Linked DNA regions of Homo sapiens: all the other regions are linked to region 1. Evidence: chromatin loops called from intact Hi-C (ENCODE). Cell type or tissue: heart left ventricle. All regions are shown on one strand.

Region 1 (8,000 bases):
GTAGCAAGCTGCCAGAGTTGTCAAAACGGTGAACTTAAGAGCTGTCCTCAGTAGAAGCTGGAAATAAAAATCAACTCAAGTCCTTCCTACTCTGTTGCCTGTACCCTTACTCATCTCCGAGTCCTCTACTGCTGAATCCCTCTCAAACCAGTCAAGTTCTCCATATATTAATAACGCTGTCTTCTTCCAGTCTTTGTACCCTGAGGATCAAAACTACCATTTGCTTTATCTTGATATCATGAGAAAAGTCATTACTGTGTTACCACAGTAATGAATAGCTTTGTCCTAGTTCCTTTAGACACATAAGTGTGTAATTAGTGAGTCAAGAATTCTAAGAGTCTTTTTTTGTTTGTTTGAGGCGGAGTCTCACTGTCATCCAGGCTGGAGTGTAGTGGCAGGATCTTGGCTCACTGCAACTTCTGCCTTGTGGGTTCAAGCGATTCTCCTGCCTCAGCCACCCGAGTAGCTGGGATTACGGGCATGCGCCACTACACCCAGCTAATTTTTTGCATATTTAGTAGACATGGGGTTTCACTATGTTGGCCAGGCTGGTCTCAAACTCCTGAGCTCAAGTGATCCGCTCACCTTGGCCTCCCAAAATGCTGGGATTACAGGCATGAGCCACGGGCCCAGCGCTAAGAGGCTTTTTAATACTATTGAAATGTTTTAACTCTTGGATCTGTCAGTCATTTGTGTGACTTTTGGCAATTAATCTTTAAGTTGTAATCCATTTCTTCAGTAAAAAGAGTGGGTTTAAGTGTGTTTTTTAAAAAAAGTTAGTTTGGAAGTCTACTTCTGTGACTGACTTTTAGGCTTTAAAGACATTTTAAGAGTAATTTGTACCTTTCCCCTTGCTCAATTTGTTTTTCCTGAGAAAATGACTGGCCTTAGATTTAGTGACAGGTACATGCTGCATTTCTCTTTTTGTACACTTCTGGTATTTAATTATTAAACATATCCTTTGACATCTAGAAACAGGATTCACGTCCCTGTAAGTCTCTTCCCCGCCAGTAGTTGAGAATGTCAGCTGGGATGCATTCTGTATTTATTTCCAATTCTGGGGAACTGGACTATCCTGATTATAAGGGGTGTAAATCTCATTTTATCTTTAGATGTTTTGTTTTCTGATCTTTTTATAGGATCTCTAAATCAGGTTATACCCTTTATTGCTCAAAAATCTTTTTTTTTTTTATGAGATGGAATCTTGCTCTGTCACGCAGGCTGTAGTGCCAGTGGTGTGATCTCGGCTCATTGCAACTGCTGCCTCCTAGGTTGAAGTGATTCTCCTGCCTCAGCCTCTGAGCAGCTTGAACTATAGGCATGCACCACCACACCTGGCTAATTTTTTGTAGTTTTAGTAGAGATGGGGTTTCACCTTGTTGGCTAGGCTGGTCTCGAACTCCTGATCTCAGGTGATCTGCCCACCTCTGCCTCCCAAAGTGCTGGGATTACATATGTGAGCCACCGTGCCCAGCCAAATCTGGTATTTTCTTTGCATTTTAGCATTGCTCCCATGTGATATACTGGTAATCAATCATCTAACATTGAGGGCCATCAGATATCACCTATCTCTAAACTGAATGGGATAAATCATAATTTTGAAATTGGATTCTTCACTGTCTCTAATAAAGCTGCCTTAATTCAATGAATAAATTCTCATTTGGAGGCAAATTCTGAGGGAATGGAGACTAGAACAGGTCAGAGACATGTAGCTCATTTTAAGTTGCTATAAATGTCCATCTGGATGTAACATTCACTGCAGAAATAATCTTTAGATGTGTATATTTTACATTTGTTAGGGAACACAGAGTATAGTCTACAGCATTGTGTACATTTCATTACCTGTCATCTTTTAGCTTAAAATAATAAATGTTTCGCAAGTGCCACCCCCTTCAAAAACATCTCATGTTCTTTCCTACTGTGGATGACTGAGATGGTGTGAATATTTATTGATTTGTTTAAATGTGTCAACCATTATATGGTACCTGTAACCCAAGACTAAAAGTTTTTTTTTTAATGGGTTCTGCAAATGGAATATAAAAATTGGTTATCATTTTATTATTTATTTTTGAGACAGAGTCTCATTCTGTTCCCCAGGCTGGAGTGCAGTGGCGGGATATCGGCTCACTGCAACCTCTGCCTCCCGGGTTCAGGCGATTCTAGTGCCTCAGCCTCCCCAGTAGCTGTGATTACAGGCGTGTGCCATCACACCTGGCAAATAGTAGAGATGGGGTGACGGGGTTTCACCATGTCGGCCAGGCTGGTCTTGAACTCGTGGCCTCAAGTGATCTGCCCGCCTTGGCCTCCAAAAGTGCTGGGATTACAGGCATGAGTCACAACGTCCAGCCCAAAAATTGGTTTATAATTAAGGAAAATGCAGCACAATGTTTAACTGCATTAAGTTATTGGATAAAAAGACAAATACACTTGTAGGAGAGCTTCTGTGGTTTACTGTTCGAAGGCACAAATGCCTGTTGCTTTGGCTTCCATATCAGTCAGTATAAAAATCACTTGATGTGCTTTGTGCAAAATTTCCAGGACCTTATGTTTTATATGGGTGTCATGAAGTGAATGGCTGAAAGCTCTTCATAGAAGGAAGGTGGTTTACATCTGTGTGCCTAGGTGAGACTGTTTTAGTAGGTTTCATAGCAGAGTAACAAACAGGAGAAAACAGCTTCTAATATTTGTCATGATGTAGTCTTATCAGTTTAACTTCTTAGCATTTTGAGTTTATCCAGTTTTCTCAAGTAATAAAAAATACTGTCTAAAGGTTTATTTGGTTTTCTCTTGAGAGAGAAATAGTAAGATATGCATAGTTAATTCTACACTTCCACTATGATTGAATGAGAAAAGACCTTTATCAAAACTATTTGATAGGTTACGGGCACAAATAGATTAGCTTTTAGTACAAGTTGAATACTTCATGCTGCTGATACGGAACAATGGATTATTTGATTCGGGATTTTACTGGAAATGAGCATTATGGCCTTGACCTTTTCCCATCTCTGTGATAGACAAGATTTTCATCTTTTTTAACTTCACATTTTTCTCCTGAAGTAGCAGCACTTGACATGAGATTTATGAAAAATGTGTGCTTTCAGCATTGTGTAAATATTTATTTTACAGAGCCATAAGTGTGATCCTTGGTGACAGGTGGAAGAAAATGAAGAATGAAGAGAGAAGAATGTACACATTAGAAGCAAAGGCTTTGGCTGAAGAACAGAAACGTTTAAATCCTGACTGTTGGAAGAGGAAAAGAACCAATTCAGTATGTTTCAATAAATAGTGTTTAAAATTATCTTGCCTTATCCGTGCAGGTGTACTGGCATGTTGGAGCAGTTGTTACAACCTTTAAGAGGTTGTGTTGATGCTGTCTCTAGCATTTTTATACTTCAAAACCTAATAATGTTATCACATCATCATATAAAGACTGCCTTTCCTCAAGGGTCATTTACTCTCATAGCATGGCAAGTCGAAATCTCAGGCAAACTTCAAAAGAATGTTTGTTCTAAACATTGAGTTGGAAAAATAATTTTGGAATGCAGTGTTTCTAGTTGGGTTGAAAGATAAGCATTATTAATCCATTAATATCACAGTAGAAAATTTCTCTAATAATTTTGGGATTGTCTCAACAGCTTTTTTTCCTTAATTGGTGAGGGACCAATAAGGCTGGAGGTGTTGGGGTATGTTAGCTGTCATTCATGGGGACTTGTGCCATTGGCACAGAATTTCTAGATTGAAAAATTTCAAGGAGGAGAAGAAATAGGCCCAGGAATGGTGGCAAACAAGTCTATATGATAAGCTATCTTGGATAGACTTGTTTCTTATAACTTTTCCATTACTAAACTAGCATCTTTTAGGTTCAGCGTTTTTAGATTAATTGCAAAAAAATTACATGTGATATAGTGGGGTCAATTTGAAGTATCATTGAAAGATGAAGGGAAGATATCAATATTTTTATAGTAGGAGGGCTGGCCAAAGATGTTTTAAATTCATTGTGTACATGTGCCTGTTTCTTAGTAAAATGCAGGTCATATCTGTTTAAATTTTTCACAATTTCTTTAAAAATAGTGGTCAGTCAGTAGTCAGATGAGAGGGTGGCTGAACTGAATTTTGGCAGTTCTTGGTTAATTTAGAATTTCATGTGTTCGGACTTTTCCTGTATCCCTTTTCTGTTCATCCTAGTCAATGTCTTATCATTGCATACATTTTCTGGATGCTTGAGCCATCAGATATCAGCTAGCTTTTTAAAATCACCTTTAAGAAAGCAGTATTTTCTAATAGTAAATTTATAAACATCTTATACATCTTAGCTTTCATATATAGGATTACTATGTATTGATTTGTAAACATTCACTGAGTTTAATTTTATTTCCACAGGGCTCACAACAACATTAAACCAGGATGCTTATGTTCTTAAGTCTATATTTGCATATACATTGACTCTTGATGGAAAGACTTAAGAAGATCAAGGTCTCACCATTTGTCCTCAATTCGTGTGACCATAAGATACTGATAGCATTGAGTCTTGAAATGATTTAATAATATGAGTGAGGATTTGCTTTCTCCATTAGAGCATTAAGCTAAAACTATCAACATTTTAAACCAAATTGCCTTATTTTTCTTCCAAACTTCATATATGTCTATCAGGTAATAATAGGCTTGAAAATTGATATCCTGTGGTGCTAAAGTACAGTAGAAAGAGAGGAGAAGTGTATACATGTTTTATTTTAAATTGTACGAAAGGGGAATTTAAAAAATATGTAACTGCTGTTTATACATTGGCTCCTTACTGCTTATTAATCTGTATTGTACACATGATGAAATGAAGCAGAAGCTGGGAGTCGGCCTTTCCTCTAGTAACCACCACATGGCTCAGCATCTGTGCCAAACATAGGCGCTCCTAGTCTGGTCAGTGCCAAGAGGCTACCAGAACATGGGGCAGGTGGCTGGTGTTGGTGTCCCAGCCTAAGAGCCACCTGCTGCAGTTACCATGGCATGCTGAGTTGATGCACCAGGTGGCAGCAGCCATCCGTTATTATTTCCAATGGAGACCTAGCCCAGGCCAAGGTAAAGTTAGTTAATAGCATTGGGATATAGTCACTGTAATGGTGCTATTAACAAACAGTCAACACCATTGTATTTTTTAACTTCGTGTTCTGTATCTCCTCAGCCATGTATCTTAAATATATTTTGTCATCATAATCTTTATGGTGGGGGCAGACTTTGCACTTACTGCAGTGCAACACTTGCACTTTAATTTTCCTCCAACTGTCTAAAATTAGAGCAAATACATTGGCAATACAGCTGCTTTTGCTCTGAGCTACAATCATGGCTTTTCATGTTACTTACCAAGTGGTGTTTCTGGTTAGGAATCACAGCTGTAAAATTGATTTCAGTTCATCACACTTCTTCATGATGTTGCCCCTAAATTTTGCACACTATATTCTTGTATATTATTTCAAATAAATGGAAAAAAAAGTTGCTTATCTCTGACGTCTACTGATTGATTGATTGATTGATTAATCTTGGCTGAATTTTATTTATGAGTTCTCAGAATAACAGGTTCAGGAGATGAGATGGAAAACATAAGGCAAATTCCTAACACTGCTAATTAGGAGGCTGCTGATAGGATTTTAAAAATTAAAAACAATGTTAATAGTGGAACAAGAGCCATCAGAAAATAAGGACTTAGATTATCTACTATTTATAGAGAATTGCTATACAATAAAAATTTTTATTTTTCACGTGGCATTTTTGTTACACGGTTAAACAGCCCAAAGGTCTGCTTTTAATAACATGACAAAGTGTAACAAAAGCCTTGCTTTATTTAAAGATCCAGTATGACATACTTAAAAAGGCCATTTAACCTTGTATCTTAGCTTGGGATGTGCCAGTGGTTCCTCAACTTTGTTGTCTATTGGAATCATTTTGGGGATTTTTTTTTTTTTTAATAGTGGTGTCTGTCAGGCTCCCACTCCTAGACATGTTAATTAATGTGGAGTGCAAGTTGGGCATCAGGATTTTAAAAAAATCCCCTGGTGATTGGTATGAATGTGCAGCCAAATTTGGAAACCACTGAGCTACATGCTTATTTAGTGAAGAAGGCAGGGTTGGGGGAAGCAGGGTACATGTTATAACTTGATCATATCCCTTTAAAAGAAGTGGGGACTTTGGGTTTATGTACCCATAGGAGGACTTGGTTATGGATGGGAAAGACATTTTAGCCTTGTACAAAAATCTGAAAGAGGAAAACATCTTTCTGGAAAAATCAGGTCCATGGAATTGAAAGGTGGTGATAACTCAACATTTTTTATGCTAAAGTATAAGTGCTAAAGAGGTAAATAAACGTCGATAGGAAATACCGAACAATCAATTACATTCTTAAAATAGTAGATAGTAGCAGTCTTTTGGAGTATGTGTTTAACTGCCAACTATGAATGGGTTAGCACAAAGTGGAGATGAACAAAGATTTCATGTCATTACTGAAGAGCAGACATAGCCTTTTGAAGCAGCTGAACCATTATGGGATAAACTGGTGCAAATTCTTTGCCTTCTCTACTTCTCACTGATTGAACATAAGCTTCCAGGGCTCCCCTGAAAACCAAAATGAAAACAATGTCAAAATATTAGATAAATCACATAAAACAGTTAAGGGGATACCAATATATAAAAATTATTAGTAAGCTCATTTCTGGAACTGTTAATGCTCGGTTTCACAAGCCAAGTGACCAACAGCCTTCACTCAGTTACTGGTAGTGTTACTATGGTTACTACGGTTACTACGTTTAGTGTGAAAAACTATAACCATGTTTTCAGTCTGCATTGTTCTTAGTGGTCTAGTCATATACTCGGAGTCCTCTGGCTGTGTAAATATGTTCTCAATTTCCCTTTTCCCTGCTTCCCTACTGAAGACACCGGCAACGGAATGGGCATTTGTGCCTACTCCCAGAGCTCACGAGGGGCATCCTGCGCCTCTGAAAGGCACGCTCAAGAGTACAAGGGGATGGGGCCCTTTGGCACATTCGGTAACACCAGTAGATGCATTATATTCCTGTTATTTGATGAACTATGAACAACCAACAACTAGAATAAGTGCTCTTGGGCTGTAATGGCAAAATACATGATCGGGAAGCAGTCTGAATTTAATCAAGGGGATGTACCATTCCATTGTTTATGATTATGATCTCATGGATTAGGTTGGGGGTTAGCAAACTGCCTGCAGGCTGAATCTAGCCTGATGCTTGTTCATTTATATATTGTCTGTGGCTGCTTTCACACAATGGCAGAGTTGAATAGTTGAGGCAGAGACCATGTGGCCTGCAAAGTCTGAAATATATCTGGCCCTTCTTTTACAGAAAAAGTTCGTCAGTCCCTGAACCAGATCGTCTGTTTAAGTGGAGCTAAAAAGAATGGCTACGAGATTAATTTTTAATTATTGGTCTATTTAAGTACCAGGTACACAAATACATTTTTGTCATATTTTCTTCAAAATTTCAGTTTGAGATTGGAGCATTTGTATAAAGATGTAAGTTAATACCATTACTCAGCTCACATACGATAGCACTTAAGTGGTTTTCTTTTGCTCTCAAATACTGAAAATACTAATCTAATTGGGTTTGTTCAAGATTTTTCATTGAATTGTGGGGAAAACATTTCCCCAGAGTCTGGCTATCACTGATCAGTTTGTAGTGCCCTTCATCCCACAAGCCACTGTCATACGTAAAGGGATTTCAAATCTCTTAAGTTCCAGCCCTCGACCTCCCCCTCCTGATCTCTGCTTCTTCCTGTCCTCTGGACAGTTTTATCTGACTTGCTTCCAGGTAGCCTCAAACTCATTTGTCAAAAAATTGGGGCAGCGTTCTGCCCGCCTTCCCTTATTTCAACAAAGGGCACCATCAACTTAAGGTCTCTTAGTTCTTTTCCCCTCCTACACCGAAACAATTACCAAATCCTATTAATTTGCTACACACATTTCCACATCCAGTCCCTCCTCTCCC
Region 2 (8,000 bases), 520 kb after region 1:
GTGCACCTACTTTGTAATAGACACAGAACTAGGGGCTGGGTATCCAGGGAATGGTTAAAAAAAAAAAAGACAGTTGCTATTCTCACGGAACTTATAGTCTAACGTGGGAGATGATCAGTAAAGAAGTAAACATACCAATAAATATATAATGACTACTTACATAGCCATAGCCATTATAAGGAGGTAGAGACTGAAGGCGACAAATGGAGGGCAATAATAGAGAATGATAAGAATAGCACACTCTCTAAAGAGGTAACATTTAAGGAAGGAATTGGCATGTACAGATCTGGGGAAAAAGTTTTCAGGCAGAGGGAACAGTATAGGTAAACACTCTGAGTCAGGAAAGAACTCAGTGGGGAGGGGGGTTGTCTCACAAGTGAAAGATCAGCAGGACTGGAGGGTGGTAAGAGAGAGAAAAGGCAAGGAGGTCATCAAAGCAGGATGCTAAACAATCAAAAGTTTGTAATGGGAAAGCACTGAAAGGCTTCAGACTCAGAAAATATGGTAAGATTTGTATTTTTAAAAGATTATTCTGGCCAGGTGCAGTGGTTCACACCTGTAGTCCCAGCACTTTGGAAGGCTGAGGCAGGCGAATCACCTGAGGCCAGGAGTTCGAGACAGCCTGGCCAACATAGTGAGACGCTGTTTCTACTAAAAATGCAAAAATTAGCAGGGCCTGGTGGCACACGCCTGTAAACCCAGCTACTTGGGAGGCTGAGGCAGGAGAATCGCTTGAACCCGGGAGGCAGAGGTTGCAGTGAGCTGAGATTGTGCCACTGCACTCCAGAGCGAGACTCCATCTCAAAAAAAAAAAAAAAGATTATTCTGAGAGAAGTGTAGACTGTTTGTTTCTATGTGCAGAGCATATCTCAAAGGATACAAAAGGAACTGGTCATTTTGGTTGCCTACAGGAAGGAACTGGGTACCTGGGGGCAGGGGTTCGAGGCCGAATTTTTACTGTAGACCCTTTATTAACTTCTGATTTTGTACCACAAGAAGGTATTGTATTTTTTATATATATATATATATATATATATATATATATATATATATATATATATATAAAATATTCCAAGACCGGAAGTAGGAACAGGAAGAAGGCCATTGCAGATGTTCAGGATCTATTTGAGACAGACTTAGGAAAACTTAGTGATCAGACTGTGAGGGGAGGAAGAGGGAAGAATTGAGATAATCTCTGTTTTTGAATTCTGGATTGAGTAACTAAGTGGATGGTGCTGATAATTACTGAAATATGGGAGACTTGAAGAGGGTCAGTTCACAAGCATTGGCAGCTCCATAATTTCTGTTTAGGGAGGCTTATGGGTGGCCAGCTAGTTGGAAGTGGGGGCTAAAATAGATGTATTTAAAATATGTGTTTGCATAGCATTTATATTAGTCAGGATAGGTTTAATTATACTACAGTAACCTAACACATTCATACCTCAGAACTAAAAAGAGCAAAAACTTTAGTGACTTATACAAGAAAAGTCTGGGGTGGTTTTTTCTTGCTGAATGTTTGCTGTGGGTCAAGGCAATTTTTTTTTCCATGTGATGACTTAGCATTCTAGGCAGCTTTGATCTTAGACATCTATTATCTCAACACAGGATCACCTTTCTTGAAGGCAAGGAAGAACAAAACAAAACAATAAAAGCAAGAATTGTGAACCTGCTTCAAATATTTCCACCCAGAAGCAACATGTAACTTTCACTCACATTTCGGTGGCCAAAGTAAAAAAAGCGGGCAAATATAATACTTCCAAATGTCTAAGAAGGGAAGGAGAGCTAAAAATATTGGTGACCACTGATACTATGTTCTTTTTTGAGAAAGGATCTCCCTCTGTTGCCCAGGCTGGAGCTCAGTAGCACAATTACAGCTCACTGCAGCCTTGACATCTCGGGCTCAAGTGAACCTACCACTCAGCTTCCTGAATAGCTGGGACCACAGACTTGCCACACTATGCCGGGCTAATTTTTGTATTATTTGTTTTATAGAGAGAGGTTCTTGCTATATTGCCCAGGCTGGTCTCAAACTCCTGGTGCTCAAGGGATCCTCCCACACACATACATACTTAAAGAGTAGAACTAGTAATGAAAGAAGAATTGAAAATGTACAAGAGGGAATAGATAACTGATGGTGTGTGGACAAAAGACAAGAGGGGATCTAACTTGTATAGGATGAATACTCCCCTTTCTCTGGGATGAAAGGAATTTAGGATGGGATGGGAGTTGGGGGTCAGGAAGTTGAAGGAATGGTTCTGCCACAGGCCTCTCTTTTATTTCTTTCTAAGACAGAAAGGCCAGGACAGATCGACTTCCCAAAATGCTCTTTTCAACTTCTACCCAATTTAATTATGTTCCAATTTGCTTACATCTCCTCTTCACTTTTACCCTTTTATGCTTTTTTTCTGTCAACTTCTCCCCGTCTGGGATCCATCTCCAGCCCCTAGGTCTTCAGCCGATTTAGAGTATTACCATGGCCAGTCTTCTGGGATCACCTTGCCCTTTGATACCCAAATGACAAAACAGTCCATCCTATGTAGGAATTCCAGGCTTTTATTCAATTTCTTTATTAATGAGTGCATTCACATGTTTAAAAGTTTGTCACCTTAATTCTATAACTCAGTTTCAACTGGTATAATAATACATCTCAAAGATGGACACAGCCTTACCTCCCTTAAACATAACTAGGATATGTTTAATAAGATTTTGCTTGAAGGCTTAGGGATAACAGAAAGGAGTCAAGACAGAAAAGTTGAAAAGTATTATAACTCAAATGTCTAGCCCATTTTGTTCTTGCTTTACTAAGAGTTTCTCAGATATCAGAAAAACATCCAATTACAAAAGGATTGTGGATATTTACTTGTCATGTAGAAAAACTGCCTAAAAACCTTATTTGAACTCTTGCTCTTCCAACCAAGTTCTTGTCCCTGTGTCAGCTGTCTACTCCCCTCCCTACTGCCCACAAAGAGTTTCCTTCCACAGAATGTTAGGTACAAAATCTCTGACCTTCAACAGGGTTCTTCTCCAAATCACACCCTGCTACAACATAAGTAGGAGGAATATATTTCTGCAAAACAAAAGCTCCAGTTGTTAGCCAAACCTGACCCTAATTACACTCCTGAGATGGTGAGGTTTAGTATCGTACCATCATACCCAGCTACAGAAAACGAGAGTTTCTCAAAGTTCGTCTGCTGATCCCTGCATCAGAATCTCCTGGGGCCTGGGAATCACAAATCAGAACATGTTTGCTTGTAAGACATCCATTAGGTAATTATTTGGGAGGAAATATCTAGTTTTGGGGCCACAATATATTTATATATCTCTCTCTATATATTGCATTATTGCCATTGCAATAATGCAAAATATTTTACATCTCTTCATGACTTCCAAACTTTTGGTGAAACGTATGTGGGAGACTTTATTTACCTGTGACTGGTGCCACCTAGTGGACACCATCTCCTAAAACGGTTTCTGTCTAGGATTTTTATCTACCTGTCAAATTTGAGGATGATGAAGACAAAGACGAAGATGACTCACAGTCATTAAGTGCTTATTATTTGTTAGGCATTGTGAAAGTTGTGATGCTAGTTATTTAAATTCTTTGGCTAATTTATTTTTTATTTACTTACTTATTATTATTTTTAGGGTCAGGATCTTGCTCTGTTGCCCAGGCAAGAGTGCAGTGGCACAATCACAGTTCACTGCAGCGTCAAACTCCTGGGCTCCAGCAATTGTCCCACCACAGCATCCCAAAGCATTGGGATTACAGGTGTGAGCCACCACACCTGGCCTCACTGGCTAATGTAATTTCCACAAAAACACTACAGGTGGGAACAGGTATCCTCATTTTACAGATAATGGAAATTGAGAAAAAGAAAGGTTAAGTGAATTGCCTAAGGAAGGCCACTCGGGAAGTAAACTGCTGAGTTAAATTCCAGAGCCCAAATCCTTTAACTACTATTCTAAAACACTGAGTCAATTCTACAATTAAAGAAATCAGTACAATTTCTTTTGATAAGTGAATGTTGATGGTGTGGTTTAACACCCTAGAGATAGCTGAAAAAGATTTAAATGTTAACAGGGTCCAAGGAAGCAGGTAGATTGTTCCCTGGGGCATTAATAAAGGGCCAAATAAATGTCCTGAATTGGACACTGGGCAGACAAGATTCATTCTGAATTCCTTTAGGTTAAGGAGAACTAGGCTATCATTTGTATTGCCTCTTATTGCAGGAGATAAGCAAACAGTAACAATAAATAGAATAGCTAAAGTTAGGTGAAGACTGACACTCTCCTCCCCATATAGCAAATTAGATAGAGAGCTCACACTCTGTTCCAACAATCTGGAGTGTTTATTCCTAACAAAGAAAGAGTATATTATTCTCTAGCCTCTCAGTGAGAGATTCACTGCAATTAAGTACCAATCTTTTCTCTTTCTAGTATATTTTATTTTCATGGTACTGTAAAGGATCTTCTGTGCAACTCAGGGAAATTAGGTCATTCCCAGGTATATTAGTCAGCTTGGGCTGCCATAACAAAATGCCATAGACTGGGTGGTGGAAATAGCAGAAATTTATTTTCTCATAGTTCTGGAGGCTGGAAGTCAGATCAGGGTGCTGGCATGACTGGGTTTTGGTGAGACCTCCCTCCTTGGCTTGCAGACAGCAGCCTTCTTGCAGTGTGGCTCACAAGACCTTTCCTCGGGGCAGGCACATGCAAGCTCTCTGGTGTTTCTTCCTATAAGGAAACTAATCCCATCATGAGGGCCCAATCTTCATGACCTCATCTAATGCTAATTACCTCCCAAAGGCCCCATACCCAAATACCATCACTGAGGGTTACAGCATCCACATGAAATTGGGGGAGGATACACTCCATAATATTCTGCCCCCTGGTCCCCCAAAATTCATGTCTTTACTGCATGCAAAATACATTCATTTCATCCCAACAATCCCCAAAAGTCTTATTGCAGGATCAATTCTGAAATCTAAAGTAAAAAGTCTCATTTAAATATCTAAACCAGGTACAGATAAGATTCATCCTGAGGCAAAATTCCTCTCCAGCTATGAACTTGTGAAACCAGACAAGTTACGTGCTTCCAAAATAAAATGGTGAGACAGGCATAGAATACACATCCCCGTTCAAAAATAAAGAAATAGGAGAGAAGGAAGGAGTGATGGGTCCCAAGCAAGTCCAAAACTTAGCAAGGCAAATTCTGTTATATCTTAAGCCTGGAGGAAATTCCTCTTTGGCTCAAATCTCGGTCTTCCAGACTCATTGAGGTAGTAGCATTACCCCCACTGCTAATGTGTGGCCACAAACATGAAGCTTTGCTGGGCAGAGACCTTTGAAACCAAGGTGGAGGCAGTCTTGCCCTACGCCATCCCCCTGGGCCCATGCACTCTTAGCCTGTGGTAGGAGTGGCAGTCCTGATGATCTCTCAATTGCCTTTGGGGTCCTTTTGTCCTTTTCCTGAAGAGTAGCTCACTTTCACAGCTGAATAGCTCTATGGTCCTGTCCTGTAAAATCCAAGAAGTCAGTCATACCTCCCACTGCCTTCCCCTCCCCTCCCCTCCCCTTTCCTTGACAAGATCTGGCTCCGTTGCCCAGGCTGCAGTGAAGTGGCATGATCATGGCTCACTGCAGCCTCAACTTCCTAGGCACAAGCAATCCTCCTGCCTCAGCTCCCCCAAGTAGCTGGGACTACAGGTGCATGCCACCATGCCTGGCAATTTTTTTTTGGTATTTTTTGTAGAGACAGGGTTTCACCATGTTGCCCACACTGGTCTCAAACTCCTGAGCTCAAGTGATCCACCTGCCTCAGCCTCTCAAAGTGCTAGGATACAGGTGTGAGCCACTGCACCGGGCCCTCTCTTTCTTTGTCCCCTTTAGTTCAAACAGATGGTGTCTCTGCTGGTATAATCCCATCTCTATGCCTGCTTTCTGTTGAAATGGCTGATTGTGTTCACGAACTGCACTCATGATCTTTTTATCAAATGGATGTTCATCCACACCCTTAGTATTCTTTTCAGGACAAGCTTTCTCATTTTTTGCAATATGGATAGGCTGATAATTTTCTCAAATCTTCAAGCTCTGGTTCCCTTTTGCTTAATTCCTTCTTCAATTCATCTCTTTCATTTCACATTTTGCTATAAGCACTCAGGAGGAACCAAGCTACTCCTCGGACACTTTGCTTAGTAAAATATCCAATTCAGCCTCACAAGTTCTACCTTCCACAAAATACTAGAACACAGTCCAGCTAAATTCTTTGCTACTTTATATCAAAGATCACCTTTCCTCCAATTAATATATTCTTCCAATGACTTGTTCTTCATTTCTGTCTGAGACCTCCCCAGAATTGCCCTTAATGGTCATATTTCTAGTATGCATCTCAAAGCTCTCCCAGTCTCTCATTATGCAGTTTCAAGCTGCTTCCACATATTTAGGTATTTGTTACACAGCACCCTGTTTCTTGGTACCAAAATCTGTATGAATCAGCTTGGGCTGCCATAACAAAATACCATAGACTGGGTGATGTAAACAAAAGAAACTTACTTTCTCACAGTTCTGAAGGCTGGAAGTCTGAGATGAGGGTGCCAGCATGGCTGGGTTCTGGTGAGACTTCTCTTGCTGGCTTGCAGACAGCTACCTTCTCACTGTGTGTTCACATAGCCTTTCCTAAGCACATGTGTGTGGAGAGAAACAGAGAGAGGAAAGCTCTTCAGTGTCTCTTCTTATAAAGGCACTGAACCCACCATGAAGCCCCACCCTCATGACCATCTAATCCTAATTATCATCCAAAGCTCCATCCCCAAACACCATAAACACTGGGGGTTAGGGCTTTAACAGGTGGAGTTGGGAGGATACAAATATTCAATTTATAGCACCGGATATCCTTTATTTTAATTTGTTTTGTTTCCATTTATTTTTGTTACAAATGAATCTGTCTAGAGTTTTTTTCCCCAACTTTTAATTATACAGTATTTTCAACACCACAGATGTTGAAAGGATACAATACTACACGCCCCCCACCAAGATTCACCAGTTGTTAACATTTTGCCATCCTTGCCTTATGTATATGCCTATCTACCTATATATATTTTGAAAGTAACTTGCACATCATGATATGCTACCTCCTACCGAGTCAGCATTCATCTCCTAACCAAAATACCATTATTATACTCAAGAATAATTATCTTATATCATCTTCTGGCCCATCTATATTAAAATTTCTCCAAATTTTTATAGCTATTTTCCCCTGAATTTGGATCCAATCAATTTCATTGCATTTGAAAAAGTGCTGTCATCTTCTATGATAACAATGCTTTTTTCTGGAATACCTCCTGAAGGACCCGCCTGAGGCTGTCTTACAGTTAATATTTTTAAAAAACAAGTAGTAGTATACTCTAAAATAATGATAACGATTAAATGCCTTTACTTTTATTAATTCAAAAAAGTCCTCCTACCCTTTTCTCCCCTCGTGACCTTGACTTTTTGAAGAGACAAAGGTGTGATAATGGCATTGTCACTATGTTATATTTTAGAGATTCATACTGAAATACTTACCAATGAAATGGGGGGAGAGCTGTTACAAAAATACAATGCATAATTAATTTGCCTCAGATTTAATTTAAACTTCTTACCTAAGTGGAATCAACTTCTTACCTAAGCTTATCAATTGCACAAGTAAACATACAGGATTGACTTACGTGGTGATAATACTGGAAAACACTGTATGTTTATGATTCTAGAATTCTACCTCAGTTTAGCATAGTTTTAAACTTAAGTTCATTAGTGATTTAGCTCATCAAAATATGTGGGTGAAAAATATTAAAACTCCAACTAAAAACCCCTCAAATAAGACTAGAATAAAATTCTAAGAATCACCCTAAATCATTCTACTCAGGAATAACTTTTGCTATGGTCTGAATGCTTTTATCTCCCTAAAATTTATATGTTGAAATCTCACCCCCAATGTGATGGTCTTAGGAGGTGGGACTGTT
Region 3 (8,000 bases), 190 kb after region 1:
AAACTAGTAGCATAAACATAATCTGTGTCACTTCTCTACCATGGAATCAATCAATCCACAGTTGGGATGAGGTGAAACAACACCTCTGGGGAACCTTTCATGACAATTTAACAGCAGATGTAAAGCAACTTAAAACTAAAATTTTAGAATCTGTTCACACTATAGATCTACATAGCCAACAAACAGCCATATGGAAGGGTATGCAAGATCATCTCCTGGTTAGACCCCCGCTCCTGGGGGTCACTCTTTGACTGGAAAAGAATGTTACTAATTATACTCATGATTGTCTTATCTAGGATGCAAAGCCAGAATAAGAGCAACGATCGCCACACCTGACAAATCTGTTCCTGCATATATCTGCGCTCTCCAATCAATAAGGCTTGATACAGAAAAGGGGGAGATGTAGGGTTTCAGTCAGGATGGTGGGAAAAATTGTCAAATAAACCTTCTTGGAAGGCCAGAAGGTTTTTGCAAAAGCCTCAGGATAAAGTTATGGCTGAAGGCACCCTAATCCTCTTTGAGCTATAGCAAGGTAATTAACATAGGAATGTAAAGGGGTCTATCTAAAAAGCTTGTTTACTCATGTGGTCCTAAGACTAACCTTTGACCATCCACGGATGCATGATTGCTCTCTACTTGGTGGGAGGAGGGGGGAGGGTCGGCAACGGTGATTACCTTCCCGTGATGTTTACTTGAAACTTTTGTCATTTAACGTGTGCTGAATAAATGCCCGGAAGGCCAGCGAGTACAGCCCCAGTTGCAACTGTTTATGGCACTCTCCTGGGAGTCTGTAAGCTGCCTGGACCCTCAGCAGACTGAAAAGCATAATATCTGTGTCAGTGTACATTATTTATCTGTCGTTGGGTCAGGGTCTGCGGGAGGGACCCCTGCAGAGTTCTAAGCATCCTTTGTGTATTTTAGATATTAACCTCTTATCAGATAAATGGTTTGCAAATATTTCAGCCTGTTCTATTGGTTGCCTTTTCACTCTATTGAATATTTCCTTTGCTGTGCAAACGTTTACAAGTTTGATGTAGTCCCATTTGTCTATTTTTGCTTTTGTTACCTGTGCTTTTGGTGTCATATCTAAGAAATCACTGCCAAATCCAATGTCATGACACTTCCCCCTATGTTTTCTTCTAAAAGTTGTATAGTTTCAAGTCTTACCTTTAGGTCTTTAATCCATTTTGAGTTAATATTTGTATATGGTGCAAGGTAAGGGAATAATTTCATTCCTTTGCATGTGGGAGGAATCTGCATTTTTTCAAGGCAGCATCCCAAGTGACATATACACACCAAAGTTTGAGAACCACTATTTACATCATCCCTGAAAGTCAAATTAATAAACCTTATTGGTCAGGTGCGTGTGGCTCAAGCCTGTAATCGTAGCACTTTGGGAGGCCAAGGAGGGCAGATCACAAGGTCAGGAGTTCGAGACCACCCTGGCCAACATGGTGAAACCCCGTCTCTACCAAAAAATACAAAAATTAGCTGGGCATGGTGGCGGCCACCTGTAGTCCCAGCTACTTGGGAGGCTGAGGCAGGAGAAATGCTTGAACCTGGGAGGTGGAGGTTGCAGTGAGCTGAGATTGCGCCACTGCACTCCAGCCTGGGCAGCACAGCGAGACTCAGTCCCCGCCCCTAAAAAACCATTATTTTCCTCAGCAATACCACGTTGATCACTTTCCTCCAGAGGTTTACCTGGTTCTCTAATGCCCAGGTGTTCCTTGCACAGAGTATAAAAGGGTATGATCCTTATTCCAAGGACAGAAAACCCAATTTACTAATGATGAAAATTATGGTCTTATAACAATAGTTTCTCTGCTGCAATCATCTAGTGAGCTCCTATTATGAACCAGGCATTATGTTAGGTGTTTTACATATATGATGTCTACTTTTCCCCAAAAAAATGTTCAACATAGTTGCTATCATTTCCTAAAGACAGGGAAACTGAAGTATAGAGAAGTTAAGAGACAAGGAATAGACGGCAGAGTAGGGCTTCAAGTCTGATTTTAAAGTTGATGTTTTTTCCAAATAACAATGCTTATTTGCAAGTAACCATTAATACCAATTAAAGAAAGGCCTATTTTTTAGAAAAATTGGTAAAATAAAGCTTAAAAGGAAGTAGAATGACCAATGAGTTTTCTGTTTCACTAAGAATATTAAAAAACAACTTACTATCTACTATCACTAATTCATGAGGGAAAGAATATTGAAATACCAAAAAAAAAAAAAAGGATAAAAATCAGAATTAGAGCTGTTTTTCAGTAGCATTAACACTGCTTTATGAAAAAGTCACTACCATGTCCTTTTTTTAATTGTAGAGGGGACTGATGAAACCTTGGCATGATTGCCACCAATCTGCAGGTCACTGTTTGGAAACCATTACTTATGTTATTTTTCTGTACAAATACACACGTTAGCTCAAACCTTCTAAAAGGCGCCTGCATACCACATGTATTCCTCAACTTTAAAGTCTCCATAAAAACTGTCCATGGAAAAAATTCTTATTTCTTAGTATTCCAGGTCACTGTGTTCTCTGGGGAGCTTGATGGTTTTAAGCAAGCAGAGAACAGTTAATCAACTTCTTGCCTCGCATACCAGACTCCCCATACTCTGCTACAAATTACAATTTTATTACAGTTTAGGTCAATAAAATCATAAATTGTCCCTAATGAAGTCCTCTTTCTCACTGCATAAGAAATATTGACAAATACAAAGTGAGTACTTCAATTCACTGCTCATCTTGGAACTGCCTGCTTTGTCTACCTATTTTTTCAATGTTCCAGGATCAGCTCTAGGAATTCTACTGTTTCCTTACATCCCCTACCAAACTCCCTCTTTACAAAACCACTCCCATTCTTGGTACTCTGTGCCCCTAGGTGGTCTGCATTCACTGCAATACCCCATCACGATCTGTAGAAAACAGTATACTCCAAGAAGACACTTTCTCCCCGTGATCAATAACACCTTATGAGTAAATATTGCTTCCAGCTATTAAAAAGGCCTTTAGACCTACTGATTTTATTTTGTCATCACAAGATAGGCATGATAAGTAGCATAATGCTAACTTTATAGTTAAGGAAACTAAGCTACCAAGGGGGTGGGCCCACAGCTGCTTGGTGGCAGGCCAGGCTCAGGTCTTGGGTCTTTCACTCCCATTCTGTACTCCCTCCAACAGGTCATCCTGTCAACCCATGACTTTACACGATCTCCAGATGTACCCATTTTGCAGCTGAGATATGTTCTCTGGCAATTGTAAAAGATCTCAAACAGACCAAAACCATTTTTAAAATACTACGCTAGAAAAAGATAAATTATACTGCAAAAGTTGCGCTATCTTCTAGCCAATGTCTTCTCTTTGGATAATCAATATTCTAAGAATAACTTTTCTATGAATTGTCACTGTAAGTTTCAACAAATCAATCTTCTATGAAATTTCCTAACCTCATAGATTATAATATAAAATTTGATAAAAGACCATGTAACAGGGTAGAAAAGATATTTATTATTATTTTTTTTTTTGAGATGGAGTCTTGCTCTGTTGCCCAGGCTGGAGTGCAGTGGCACAATCTCAGCTCACTGCAAGCTCCACCTCCCAGGTTCACGCCATTCTCCTGCCTCAGCCTCCCACGTAGCTGGGACTACAGGCACCCGCCACCACGCCCAGCTAATTTTTTTTGTATTTTTAGTAGAGACAGGGTTTCACTGTGTTAGCCAGCATGGTGTCGATCTCCTGACCTTGTGATCCGCCTGCCTCGGCCTCCCAAAATGCTGTGATTACAGGCGTGAGCCACCATGCCTGGCCAGAAAAGATATTTTTTAAGTGAAAAAGATACTTAAAAAAAAAAAAAAGACTTCCTCATCCTCAAAAGCATTTCAGAATATGGCACAATCGTTTTCTTTACAAAACCAAAATATTTCCCCTGCTTTAGAAATAATTATGATGTGATTTTTTTCTTTCTTTCTCAACCTCTCTGTAGCATTACATGGGAGGAAAATAAAATTCCACAAAAATAGAAAAGAAGCATAATTGTTTAAGATACCCAAGCTTGCCAAAACAGGAACACTGTAACCAAAGCAACTGCTGGCATAGCTAATGGAACAGAGATGTAGCAAGACTGCTATAAAGATTGTTTCATGAAATAGCAAGCAATATTTTAGTTTACAAAGCCATAGGCTAATATGAGATAACCTTTGTGAGCATAAATACAGCATTAAATCAAGTGTGACAGGATTTTTAAAACTTTATATAATTGAAATTAGAAATAAAAAGTGACAGAATTTGATGAGAAATAAAATGCAAAAAATGACATAAATATGCAAGTCCAGGGGCCCACAGTGGATAATACCATTAACATTGAAACTCTGAAAGGAAATCCTTGTATCATGAGGACTAACAATCACATTTTACTTTTTCCTCTAATAAAATATTCTTTAGAAGTTAAATTCTTTTTTAAGTGTTTCGTCTATAAAAGAAGGGCAACAAATTGAGGGAAGGAAAAGGACAAATACAGAATACAAATTTAGCTCATGTTGCTCTGCTGTTATAGTCATGAAATTCTGCAAAGTGACTCAGTTCACAAAACTCTGACTTATGATAAAGACTTAGTTGAGTCCAACTGATTTTAACTGGAAAACCACACAGAGATTTAAAAATTTTACTTCCAAAATAATTTATTAGCATGGATGTTTCAAAACTAAAATATTTCTTCAAAGTTTAATAAGTGCACCATTTCACACTCAAAATGAAAAATAAGAAACCCCAGAATCACATTAAAAAGACGGGGAAAGGGTGGGGTGGAAAGAAAAGTGGGGAGAAAGAGAGGGAGAATGAAGATAGGGAGGGAGAAGTAAAGGGTGGTGGGAAGTAGAAAGAAAGAAAGAAATGATCAACACATTCCCAACTCACTGTGTTTTCCCAAAGACAGAGGTTATAGTCAGAAAGATGCAAAGTCAACTCAAGCAAAAATTCAAAGTAGCTATCTTTCACTGTATAGACAATCCTAACTACTAAAAAGCGATACAGCTTTTTTAAATAGTGTGTAAAGGGTACAAATCAAATCGTCTTTACCATGAAGCAGATCTTTTTTTTTTTTTTTTTTTTTTTTTTTTTTGAGAAGGAATTTTACTCTTGTTGCCCAGGCTGGAGTACAGTGGCAAGACCTCGGCTTACTGCAACCTCCGCCTCCTAGGTTCAAGCAATTCTCCTGCCTCAGCCTCCCAAGTAGCTGGGATTACAGGCATGTGCCACCACGCCTGGCTAATCTTTGTATTTTTAGTAGAGATAGGGTTTTTCTATGTTGATCAGGCTGGTCTTGAACTCCCAACCTCAGGTGATCCACCCACCTTGGCCTCCCAAAGTGCTAGGATTACAGGCGTGAGCCACTGCGCCCAGACAAAGCAGATAATTCTTTAAACCACTCCCCCTGGGTAGAATATGTATTTAATAAAATTAGGCCGATTTTCAGGTAAACTTAAGACAATAAAAAGAACAGTACCTTAATCATGTACAATCATTGAGAAATTATAAAATCCTAATATTTATGAAGAACACTTAATAAATCCATAACACCATACATGTGACAACTATATAACAGGACAAAATATTTAAGGCAGCTTATAATATCTGTGTGCATATGCTCCATTATGTTACACACACGTAACACTTTTTCTGGAGATAACACATGTCTAGAAGACTGAAAACTTAATGGAGCTCCATGGGAGATTACAAGAATTAAAGGAAAAGAGAATCACATTAAATACCATAATTTAAAAGCAAGAATTATATTAGCTACCTTAGTTGTGATTCAGAGCTTAGCAGTAGCTTTGCTGATTCAGTAACATGCAACCCATTAATGCTTGATGTGTACTTCTCAGCTAACCTAATATAATTATTTCAGTACCTGTTAACAATCAACAGTCAACAGTACATAATACAAATAAAATTAAGATACTAAAAAGGAAATTTAATAGTACAATATGATCTCATACACCAGAAATCAACTTTATTCTAGCCTTTATTTTGAAGAGAGGCAGAAAAAGAAAAAGATTATATAGAAAGGCCAGGGGGGTGAGGAGTGGGGGGTGGGAAATGAGAGAAAAATGACAAGAGGTAGAATGAAGATGAACATGGATTAGAAGAGGAAAGTTCTACAGAAAGTGATACACCGAGTGCCTAAAAAAATGAGGAAGAGAGTATAAAAATGATCAATATGGAGAAGAAGAGCTATTTTAATTTCTCAATTTTTAACAAAATATCTGAAGAAGACATTCTAACAAGTCATAGTTTGGCATTAAAGTTTTTAAATAATGTCAATACACAGAATAACATATTCCAAGTCATATTAGATAATAGTAATTAATATTAAAAGGAAACTATTGAAAATGTTTATTCAACAATAAAATGAATTTTATAGGAAAATGGAATAATGACAAATTAATGTGGCAAGCCATAAAAACATAGCTTATTTTTAAATATAATAAAATGTAAAGTCATTCTGTGCTTTACCAAAGATATTTATGGCAAGCATTATGTATTAGCTATTGCCCAAAACTACTTTCTTCTTTTTTCTTGATAAAAACCTAATTTTCTCAGGCAATGGCTGATAAGTAGCCTGAGCCGATGTTGACAATTCTGTTCCTCTTTGCCAGACACTTGTTTTCACAGTCTTCTTGATAGCTAGGCTGGGCATGTGACTCAAATCTGGCCAGTGAGACATAAGGACATGTTGGCTTAGGCAATTTGGGGAAGGATATTATAACAACACCTTTTGACTCACAACTGGCTCTGCCCCACCTCTGTACCTTGAACACAGACATAATGGCTACCGGCATGACAGCTATCTTGTGACCATGATGGGACAAGCAAAAGCACACTAAGGATGATGGAATGGAAAAAAGAAAGGCCTGAATCCTTGTTGAATAGTTGAAACAATGTTAGCACCACCTACACCCAGTCAAATCTGTTGGTGTAAGCCACTATTAATCTAGCTTGCTGTTAACAGTTCATACAGCCTCATCCAGCACCATCATTGATTGAAAGACAATATATAAAAAAATACATGGGCCCATAACAATAATTTTTAACAGATGAAAAACAAAAGAATAAAATCACATCTCATCTGCTACCTTTGGTGGTGACTACTGTATCAACTCATTACTCTATAAAGTGGTAATGACAGTGAAATTTCTAAGTATTTATATATCATTTTCAAAAGAAACTGCAGTTCAGGGTAACCAAATATGCACAGTTGATGAGTTAAAGTTCTTTACAAAATAATCGCAGCTAGTAAACACAAGGAATAACAAAAATAGAAAATCACACTTTCATAATCCCTAAGTAATTTAAGAAAAAGATTTAGGCAGAAATCGTTGATATTAAAACCATTATGGGAAAGACTGACAGGAAATTAAATAACCTCAAAACGCAAAGGTATCCACAAATTACAATGAAGGATTAAATGAAAGAAAAAAAAAGGTCTTTTTCAACAAAAGGTGCTCAAAAAACTGACTTTCTCTATGGAAAAAAAATAATTTTGCACTGTACATAAAAATTAAAATGTAAAATTCTAAAACCTCTAAAAGAAAACATGAGACAAAAACTTTGTAACCTTAGGTAGGCAAAAATTTCTTTCATAATATACAAAAGAAAACATGGATAAACTAGACTTTATCAAAACAAAAAATTTTGCTTTTCAAAAAGACAATATCAAGGGAGGAAAAGACAGCATTATTCATAATAAACAAAAGCAGTCTACCAACTTATCAAGACACAAGCAAAATGTATATATCCATAGAACTGAATATTATTCATCAATGAAAAACAATGGACTATTTATACATACAATCAGGAGTTCCCAACGCCCCTGGGCTGCTGACCAGTAAGAGTCGGTGGCTGTTAGGAACTGGGCCACACAGCAGGAGGTGAGCGGCAGGGCAGTGAGCATTATAACCTGAGCTCTGCCTCCTGTCAGATCAGCAGCAGCGTTCGATTCTCA

What was found. Peaks named below come from ENCODE experiments on the same cell type or tissue, not always from the same donor. Only the 100,000 strongest peaks of a DNase experiment are listed, where the experiment ranks them.
Region 2: it touches region 1 in a loop (6-fold over the local background); 55 of 110 quality-filtered maps call a loop at or near these places.
Region 3: a loop joins it to region 1, with 2.1 times the contacts of the local background. A loop is called at or near these places in 2 of 110 quality-filtered maps.

The regions. Positions count from the first base shown.
Region 1 is chr7:107,197,034-107,205,033 of GRCh38, forward strand. HBP1 (HMG-box transcription factor 1) reads left to right here. Exons shown (of 11, transcript NM_012257.4): 10 at 3,127-3,268; 11 at 4,381-5,489. The coding sequence ends at 4,398. It overlaps COG5 (component of oligomeric golgi complex 5), which reads right to left. Exons shown (of 22, transcript NM_006348.5): 22 at 4,339-6,597. The coding sequence ends at 6,483. LOC124901720 (a long non-coding RNA gene) reads left to right here and starts at 6,597. Exons shown (of 2, transcript XR_007060471.1): 1 at 6,597-7,458. In heart left ventricle, a CTCF peak has its summit at 4,996 (motif pointing right); a DNase peak (open chromatin) is centred at 4,988; H3K27ac peaks cover 514 bases.
Region 2 is chr7:107,721,883-107,729,882 of GRCh38, forward strand. No RefSeq gene overlaps it. Among named protein-coding and RNA genes, the nearest start is that of CBLL1, 18 kb to the right of the region's middle. In heart left ventricle, CTCF peaks have their summits at 3,441 (motif pointing left) and 3,643; no DNase peak of the experiment used is centred here.
Region 3 is chr7:107,390,455-107,398,454 of GRCh38, forward strand. All of the region lies in intron 7 of COG5 (component of oligomeric golgi complex 5), which reads right to left. Among named protein-coding and RNA genes, the nearest start is that of GPR22, 76 kb to the right of the region's middle. RefSeq lists an enhancer at 404-926. In heart left ventricle, no CTCF peak of the experiment used is centred here; no DNase peak of the experiment used is centred here.